2 separate regions of the Homo sapiens genome follow, and region 2 is linked to region 1. Evidence: read pairs that join two places in POLR2A ChIA-PET (ENCODE). Cell type or tissue: PC-9. All regions are shown on one strand. Region 1 overlaps MSTN (myostatin). Region 2 overlaps PMS1 (PMS1 homolog 1, mismatch repair system component).

Region 1 (5,000 bases):
TCAAATAGGTCTGGAGCAGATTTACCTTTTATAGACAATTTTGGAAAACCAAAATAAAAGAAATTGTTAGTGCTTGTGCTTACATGACAGCCTGGCCCTAAAGACAATACTTTCGAACTTTTCAGATAGCCTGAATATAACATCAAAATTTTTGTGTTAATTATCTGCTTAGTTTTGCTCCTTTAAAAGGTTATTCCAAAGCCAAAATGTAACAGATGTACTGTGTTTTCTACTAATTCCTGAGGCTCAGTAAGTTGCTCAGTGTGTCTTGTCCCCAGGTAATTCAGGCCTGGGGGAAGGGTTCCTTCTTCCAGACTGATTGGTACAGCTGCTCAGTAAGTGTAACTACTCAGATTCCCAAAGAATTCTAAGTGGTTGTTCCTCCACAGTGTCTCTTGTTCTCTCTAATCATCATCATTTTAAAATTTCATTCAGCGTTCATTACTTCATAGAACCTTCCTTTGTCCATAGTTCTCTGGAAGGGGAATAGATTCCTGATGAACAGCTGAAAATACATACGTCTGAAAAATTCTGAAAAGCTAGGGTAATTATTTTCTTTGACATTTTTTTGAGTTATAAAGTTCCACACGGTATTTCATTTTAAAAGACTGCATAGGCATACATTATCTTAATTTAAAAAAATGCTCAACTATTAATATGGAGGGGTTTTGTTAATGGGAAATAATTTCAGCAACTTTTCTTTTCTTATTCATTTATAGCTGATTTTCTAATGCAAGTGGATGGAAAACCCAAATGTTGCTTCTTTAAATTTAGCTCTAAAATACAATACAATAAAGTAGTAAAGGCCCAACTATGGATATATTTGAGACCCGTCGAGACTCCTACAACAGTGTTTGTGCAAATCCTGAGACTCATCAAACCTATGAAAGACGGTACAAGGTATACTGGAATCCGATCTCTGAAACTTGACATGAACCCAGGCACTGGTATTTGGCAGAGCATTGATGTGAAGACAGTGTTGCAAAATTGGCTCAAACAACCTGAATCCAACTTAGGCATTGAAATAAAAGCTTTAGATGAGAATGGTCATGATCTTGCTGTAACCTTCCCAGGACCAGGAGAAGATGGGCTGGTAAGTGATAACTGAAAATAACATTATAATAACCTTATGTTTTTATTCATAATATGAACAAACAATAGTGGAAAATAGCTACAAATTCCCTAAGCTCATAAGCTAGACAAAGGTATCTTACCCCAACGGTAGCCCTGTACCCAATAAAAGTAGGTGTCCAATTTCATATCCTATGAAACACTCCCTTGATACTCTTACTTTGCATCAAGATTTTAGAAAACAATTATACCATACTTCTTAACTTCTTAAGAAGTCCTTTTGAATTGGGAATGAAATATAAAGTGCTTTTCATTAATATGATACATGACTGTATGTATTAAAATATTAACTCTATATAGTGGATTTTACCACATAAACCAACAAATCCAAACATTATTTTTTTCTCCCAGAAGGGTGCCAAATGTGTTAAAGATTTTTGGCTTAGCATAAAACAGATAAACCTTTTAAAATTATAATTAAATGTTTTATTCAGAGAAATTAAGAGTGATATTTATAGGCTTATACTTTATTAAATATATTTAAGGTTTCTCAAGATAAATATGTTCATTATTTGTAGGATGTTGATGCACTGATGTGTGTATATATTTCTTTGTGGAATACTCCTAATAAAATTTCAAGTTACATACTAGTTAACCTTTGCCACCTAGCTTATTTCTGAGCTGCCTTAGCATTCTTGTGCAAAAATTTACTCAGGGAAGGCCGACTAATTTAGTACCAGGCCAAGTAAATGACAATACCTTATATATCACAAAAATTAATAAAAACCATTTTAATTCCTAGTACAAATTTAGGGTTACTCTTCTGGCTTACCTAAATTTCTGTTTTCAAATACTTAATGTGATCACATCTTTTTACGTTCATCTATTGATATAATTTACAAAAGAAGATTATACTTGTAAACAACAAACCTGTTACCTTTGTAATCATTCAATGATCTTAGTTATAAAGATGATATAATTAGCAGATCAGATCTACTCTAAATAAAACATTCTTTAAAATACTATACAATATTTTTTCATTTTTATTACTTTATTATATATATGTGTATATATATATTTATACACACACACACATGTTTTACTTCAATATGTTGGGGGGTACAAGTGGTTTCTGGCTACATAGATGAATTGTACAGTGGTGAAGTCTGAGGTTTTAGTGCACCCATCACTCCAAGTAGTGTATATTGTACCAAATATGTAGTTTTTAATCCCTCATCCCTTTCTGAGTCTCCGAAGTACCTTATACTACTCTGTATGTCTTTGCGTACGCATAGCTTAGCTCGCACTTGTAAGTAAGAACGTATGGTATTTGGTTTTCCATTCCCTTCGAATAATGGCCTCCAGCTCCATCTAATTTGCTGCAAAAGACATTCCTTTACTCTTTTTTATGGTTAAATAGTATTCCATGGTGTATATATACCACATTTTCTTTATCCATTCATCCGCTGATGGGCACTTAGGCTGGTTCCATATCTTTACAACTGTGAATTATGCTGCGATAAACATACGTGTGCAGGTGTCTAAAAGACTATACAATTTTCTAAATGATCTAGTTTCCTTTATATATGCTACTTTAAATGTTAATGACTCCCAAAATGATATTATTATTTTTGACAGTCTTAAATAACACTGCCAGAGCTATTTTCATTTAGATATGGGTTAAAAACTACTGTCAATTATTTAAGAAAGTGTTCCTTTTTATAGGTAGAATTTTAATGATCAAAATTGATAATATGTCCAGTGGTTAATATGTTGTGTTCCTCAGATTTTTTCATGTAAAGGGAAACAAAGTCTCAAATGCATTAAAAGATTGGGGCAGAGACAGAATCAACAAATTTTTAAATACCTGAATAGAAACATTTTCCAGTGAAAGAATAAAGGAAATATCATCGTCTCTTCTTCTGAATTTGTCCTTCCCTATTTTGCCCTGGTTTTATTGTCCAAGTTTTCCTGAGTGAGGAGGATGGATGACTATACCTAACCCTCCAGGAGTTACCAGGCATATTTAGCCAACATATTTAATCAGGAAGCAAGAAGAGAGGGAGCTGTTAGCTCTTTCCTTCATTCCCCACTTCTTCTTCTCCTCTCTCTCTCCTTTCTTCCTTCCCTCCCTTTCTTCCCATAAATATTTTCAGGACATCCATTATGTGCCAGGCAATCTGGTACTCAAACTTGGAAAAATAAAACTTAAAAAGACATGGTACTGACCTTAGGGGAATTTGTATTGCTGTTAAATTCTTTTGAGACATAAGGGGAAAATCAAGCCTAGTGTAAATTAACATTCCTTAATGCTGTGCCTTTTAAAAATAAATGTGGTATGAGCAAAATTATTAGTTTATTACTTCAACAATAACTTCTTAAGGTAGGTAGAAAAGTGTTTCCAGGCCTATTGATATTACTGATTGTTCTTTCCTTTTCAAACAGAATCCGTTTTTAGAGGTCAAGGTAACAGACACACCAAAAAGATCCAGAAGGGATTTTGGTCTTGACTGTGATGAGCACTCAACAGAATCACGATGCTGTCGTTACCCTCTAACTGTGGATTTTGAAGCTTTTGGATGGGATTGGATTATCGCTCCTAAAAGATATAAGGCCAATTACTGCTCTGGAGAGTGTGAATTTGTATTTTTACAAAAATATCCTCATACTCATCTGGTACACCAAGCAAACCCCAGAGGTTCAGCAGGCCCTTGCTGTACTCCCACAAAGATGTCTCCAATTAATATGCTATATTTTAATGGCAAAGAACAAATAATATATGGGAAAATTCCAGCGATGGTAGTAGACCGCTGTGGGTGCTCATGAGATTTATATTAAGCGTTCATAACTTCCTAAAACATGGAAGGTTTTCCCCTCAACAATTTTGAAGCTGTGAAATTAAGTACCACAGGCTATAGGCCTAGAGTATGCTACAGTCACTTAAGCATAAGCTACAGTATGTAAACTAAAAGGGGGAATATATGCAATGGTTGGCATTTAACCATCCAAACAAATCATACAAGAAAGTTTTATGATTTCCAGAGTTTTTGAGCTAGAAGGAGATCAAATTACATTTATGTTCCTATATATTACAACATCGGCGAGGAAATGAAAGCGATTCTCCTTGAGTTCTGATGAATTAAAGGAGTATGCTTTAAAGTCTATTTCTTTAAAGTTTTGTTTAATATTTACAGAAAAATCCACATACAGTATTGGTAAAATGCAGGATTGTTATATACCATCATTCGAATCATCCTTAAACACTTGAATTTATATTGTATGGTAGTATACTTGGTAAGATAAAATTCCACAAAAATAGGGATGGTGCAGCATATGCAATTTCCATTCCTATTATAATTGACACAGTACATTAACAATCCATGCCAACGGTGCTAATACGATAGGCTGAATGTCTGAGGCTACCAGGTTTATCACATAAAAAACATTCAGTAAAATAGTAAGTTTCTCTTTTCTTCAGGTGCATTTTCCTACACCTCCAAATGAGGAATGGATTTTCTTTAATGTAAGAAGAATCATTTTTCTAGAGGTTGGCTTTCAATTCTGTAGCATACTTGGAGAAACTGCATTATCTTAAAAGGCAGTCAAATGGTGTTTGTTTTTATCAAAATGTCAAAATAACATACTTGGAGAAGTATGTAATTTTGTCTTTGGAAAATTACAACACTGCCTTTGCAACACTGCAGTTTTTATGGTAAAATAATAGAAATGATCGACTCTATCAATATTGTATAAAAAGACTGAAACAATGCATTTATATAATATGTATACAATATTGTTTTGTAAATAAGTGTCTCCTTTTTTATTTACTTTGGTATATTTTTACACTAAGGACATTTCAAATTAAGTACTAAGGCACAAAGACATGTCATGCATCACAGAAAAGCAACTACTTATATTTCAGAGCAAAT
Region 2 (5,000 bases), 220 kb after region 1:
TACAATCAGACTTGACAGGAGTTTGTCTCTAAGACAAATCACAAGAAGTGCATTCCTGACAAATAGGATAGTACATGCCAAATCATGAACATATAGAGAGAATGCCTTGCTAGAGATGAAACTAGACAGATAGGGGCTAAATCACGAATGACCTGGCACATCGTGCAAAGGGGTTTATAGTTTCCCTTACGTGCAATGTAGAGTCACTGGATAAATCTAATTGGGAAAATACCATGATCAGAGATAGATATTAGAAAAAGATCTTTGGCAAGAATGACTTAGTGAGAACTGAAACTATAGCAATATGATTTTTATAAAATGTGATCATAGGCCAGGTGTGGTGGCTCGTGCCTGTAATCCCAGCACTTTGGGAGGCCAAGGCGGGTGGATCACTTGAGGTCAGGAGTTCAAGACCAGCTGGCCAGCATGGTGAAACCCCATCTCTACTAAAAACAAAAAAATTATCCAGGCATGGTGGCGGGCACCCATAATCCTAGCTACTTGGGAGGCTAAGGCATGAGAATCACTTGAACCCAGGAGATGGAGGTTGCAGTGAGCTGAGATCGCGCTACTGCACTCCAATGTGGGCAACAGAGAGAGAGACTCTGTCTCAAAAAAAGAAAAAAAAAAGTGATTGTATTCCTCCAACTCAGAGACTCTCAGCTTTTACGAAAGACATGCAAAACTGAAAGTTCACATTCAAAAAATATTCCGATAGGTGACCTGAGGACTATGTGTAATTAATTCCTAATATACTAGCTATCATGCTACAGCTTTCTCTTCCTCTTGCAAAAGTTCGGTGGAATGCAAGTCAGTGAAACTGATGTTGACAGGATTATTCCCTTAGGTTTTTTTCGTTTGCTTTTTAAGATAAACCATTTGCAAACTTTGGTACTTTACTAGTATTAATATACTGCGGCTGAGAATTACTGGGCTGTGTTAACAGAACCAACACTCTGGTAGGAGGAAAAGAGAAAACGGACAGACTAAAGGGTACGAAATGGGCTTGATGACTGACTCCATGTGGAGAGGGAATAAAAAGAGAAGAATCAAGAATGCCTCCCAGATTTCTGACCTGGGAAACTGGAATGGTGGTAGTAACACTCAACAAGATAAGAAACTCAGAAGAGCAGGATTGGTGGCAGGAAGATGATGAGTTCAGCTTGTTCAGTGTTGAGTGTTGAGTCTCTGGTACCAAGAACAGTACCAGACACCTAGTAAGGCCCACTAAATACTAAATACTTTCGTTAAAGGAATGAGCAAATAAACACATTTTTTTTTCCCTAGGGAAAAGTAACCCCAGTAGAGTTGAAAACTAGCTCTTTGTTTTCAGAGATAAGGCTGCTAGTTGTCACACCACCATACCTGTTAAAATTACACTTTTTGTCTACTACTTGACCTAAGGAAATCCAAACCAATCTTTGCTTTTCTTTCCTCTTAACATAACAGTTTAAGGTATAATTCATATACTCTACAATTCACCCACTTTAGATTTATAATTCAATGGTTTTTATTATTCACAGAGCTGTGCAACCAACAGCATGATTTAATCTTTGAACAATTTTATCAGTCCAAAAAGAAAACCTATATCCATCATCAGTGACTCCTATCCCTTTTCAATCACTAATCTATCTTCTCTCTATATAAAATTTGCCCACTTAGGATGTTTCATATAAATGGAATCATACAATATATGGTCTTTGATTGGATTCTTTCACTTAGCATAACCTTTTCAAGTTTATTTATATCAGTACTTCATTCCTTTTAAATGGCTGAATAATATTCCATTGTAGATAATACATTTGAATTATCCTTTTATGAGTTAATGAGCATTTGAGTTGTTTCTACTTTTTGGCTATTATAACTGATGCTGCCATAAACATGCATGTTCATGTTTTTATGTTGGCATATGTTTTCATTTCTCTTGGGTATAGATCTATGAGTGGAACTGCTGGGCCACATGGTAGCTCCATGTTTTTTGAAGAACTGCCAGACTGTAATCTTTGCGTGCACATGCACTCTGGAAAGGCAAACTACTGGCTTCTGCTATTATGGCTCTAGTTTTAAGCCAGCCAACAGCTAATAATTTAAGGAACAATGTTCAAAATTAAAGGAAGTAAATAAGGTTCTGAATAATCTGCAATTACAGGAAATGAAATGTCCCCTGCTTCATACTTTCCACATCAGAAGTTCCTTATGACAAAGAATAGCTGAACCATAAAAACTTATTCACAAGGCTAAGGTGGGAGGATCACTTGAGGTCCGGAGTTCAATACCAGACTGGGCAACATAGTGTGACCCTGTTTCTATAAAAAAAAAATAAAAAATTAGCTGGGCATGGTGGCACATGCCTGTAGTCCCAGCTACTCAGGAGGCTGAGGTGGGAGTGGCTCACCCTGCACTCCAGCTTGGGTGACAGAGCAAGACCCCCTCCCTAAAAAGAAAAAAAAAAAAACACCAAACTTATTCACAAAAAGTGTACCTCTTTAAAGGAATGCTAACTCTCTGATATTGACATTTTTAAAATAAAGCATTCAAGGAAATATTTCAAAAAACTAATGTTTTAAAATTCCTGCACTGAATATAGCTAAAAAGCCTGCAGTGTTACTAATGTAAACATCATCTTGTTTATTTTAGTTTATATTAGATGCCTTAGATACAGATATAAATCTTAGCTGCTGATTAATGCAAGGATGCTATTTCACTGCCTGACCTGCTGAATAGTTAGTATACACAACCGTAAAAAGATCACTTCAGGAAATCGGTCCTAGAAAAAGCTGTGAAACATGAGAACTATGCAATGTGATTTCACTTTAAAGTAAACATGCTAGGAGTCTGGGAGCATTATTTCACACTAGGCAATTTTTATTGCATCAGATCGAGGGGCTAATTTAAGAGCATTTTCTAAACTAGTTACACTTGGGCTAGCAATAAATAATAGCGGTCTGCCAACAAGTAAAATCTTCTCATTGGGCAACTAAGATTCATTTTCAAAACAGGACCCATCACTAAAAAACTAAACTATAAAATGTGATGAATAAGAACTGGGAATACTGGGAATCCAGAATACAGTATTCAGTTTGCTTTCTCTACCGTTTCATCAATTCTATGTTATTTTCAAAAACAGAGATTTTCTTTTCACTTCCTGAAGGTTTTTGTAAATCTTGCCCTTAGGCCGAAAGCTTAACATGTGCTAAAAATACACACAAACCTCCATATGTTTTCTATCTAGGTCACACAAAGTTGGAGCACCTGGATGTGCCAACTAAGAATCTGACTCTAGTCAGTATGATGACAGTGCAAAAACACCTCAAAAATATATTATTACATGCACACCATCTTAGGTTTGAAGTTAGCCAAATATATCTTGCCCCTAATTCCTACCTCACTGACATACGCTACTTGAAGAAAATGAAGTTAGATGAGAATACTCGATATTTAATTAGTAAACCTCAATTGTTTGTAAAGGCAATTTGTGATAAAGAGAAATGTAGGCTGCACACAGATGATGCATAGTTAAGTGAATAGTACAATGCTAAAACTGCTTGAGCAAAGTCAACTCCTTCTAAATAAAGAGGATATATTATTGGCCTAGACTGCAGCCAAAATTCTTGCAAATTGTAGGCACAGATGTACTAAGCTCATATTTGGATTTTTTTTTTTCCACCAAACAAGAAGCAGCACCAATGAATTTTTTTTTTTTTTTTTTTTTTGAGACAGGCTAGAGTACAGTGGTGTGATCATAGTTGACAGCAGCCTCAGCCTCCTGGACTCAAGGATTCTCCTGCCTCAGCCTCCCGATTAGCTGGGACTACAGGTGCACACTACCACGCCCAGCTAATTTTTTTGTACGTTTTGAAGAGAAAGGGTTTCACCATGTTGCTTAGGCTGGTCTTGAACTCCTGGACTCAAGCGATCCTCCCACCTTGGGCTCCCAAAGTGCTGGGATTACAGGTGTGAGCCACCATACCCAGGCAAATTTCTTAAGTACCATAAGTTTACTTCTAAGATCTTACAAGTTACTATAAATAGATCTATATCTATTATTATTTACTCCTGCGTATGTACTTGCACTGACTCTGACTCCAAAAAGTACAGAGGCACAAACACAATATTTAAAAGGTTGTTTTATTTCCCACATTGGCAACACAGGAACAATATGAGCCACAGCAGCTTACCACTAAGACACTGCTAAATGTTTTGAATTCAGTATAAAATTATAGATTATTCCATCACAGTATCAATACTACTGTTAAAAGAACAAACCACATTCTACTGACATAATAAACATTAATATGAATTGATTATTGCTAAGCAGCCTCAAACTTTCAAAAATGATTGTCTTGGTAAAATTTATGCAGTATAAATGAGTTCTAAAATCTCTTACACTTATTTAATTTTATATTCTTTTCTTGAAAGAGAACATGCATAATTATTTTTCCTGAAGGTTGCAAAGAAATTAATAGACATTTTACCTAAAGAAGGGGCAGTTTATAGGAGCTAGGCAGATGAAAGATAAAGAAAAGAATAATTTTTTCATTCTACCTTTTCATACATTTTTGGGTTTTCAACCATGTAAAGGTATGATCTTTTAAAAAATTAAATAATAAGCTGGGCATGTTGGTTCAGGCCTGTAATCCCAGCACTTTGGGAGGCTGAGGCAGGAGTTCAAGACCAGCCTGGGCAACACAGTGAGACCCTGTCTCTACAAAAAATTAAAAAATTAGCCAGTTATGGTGGCATGCACCTGTGTTCCTTGCTACTCAGAAGGCTGAGGTAGGAGGATCACTTGAGCCCACGAGTTTGAGGCTGAAGTGAGCTATGATCATGCCTCTGCACTCAAGCCTGGGCAACAGAGTGAGACCCTGTCTCTAAAAATAAAATGAAATAGAATAAAACATTAATAAAAATGTAAAGGTATAAAGTTAATCTCTGCATAACTTTCAAAGGGATATTGTTGAGACTCATTTCTTTGCAGTCTTTAAAAACAAGAAAGATTA

What was found. ChIA-PET counts read pairs that join two places held together with the same protein. Peaks named below come from ENCODE experiments on the same cell type or tissue, not always from the same donor. Only the 100,000 strongest peaks of a DNase experiment are listed, where the experiment ranks them.
Region 2: POLR2A ChIA-PET joins it to region 1 with 5 read pairs; 2 of 35 experiments call an interaction of 5 or more read pairs at or near these places.

Annotation. Positions count from the first base shown.
Region 1 is chr2:190,056,155-190,061,154 of GRCh38, reverse strand. MSTN (myostatin) reads left to right here. Exons shown (of 3, transcript NM_005259.3): 2 at 720-1,093; 3 at 3,517-5,000. The coding sequence ends at 3,897. It also overlaps a transcript of AKAP19 not described here. Among named protein-coding and RNA genes, the nearest start is that of MSTN, 4.1 kb to the left of the region's middle. In PC-9, no CTCF peak of the experiment used is centred here; no DNase peak of the experiment used is centred here.
Region 2 is chr2:189,834,620-189,839,619 of GRCh38, reverse strand. All of the region lies in intron 5 of PMS1 (PMS1 homolog 1, mismatch repair system component), which reads right to left. Among named protein-coding and RNA genes, the nearest start is that of PMS1, 53 kb to the right of the region's middle. In PC-9, no CTCF peak of the experiment used is centred here; a DNase peak (open chromatin) is centred at 2,779; H3K27ac peaks cover 2,448 bases.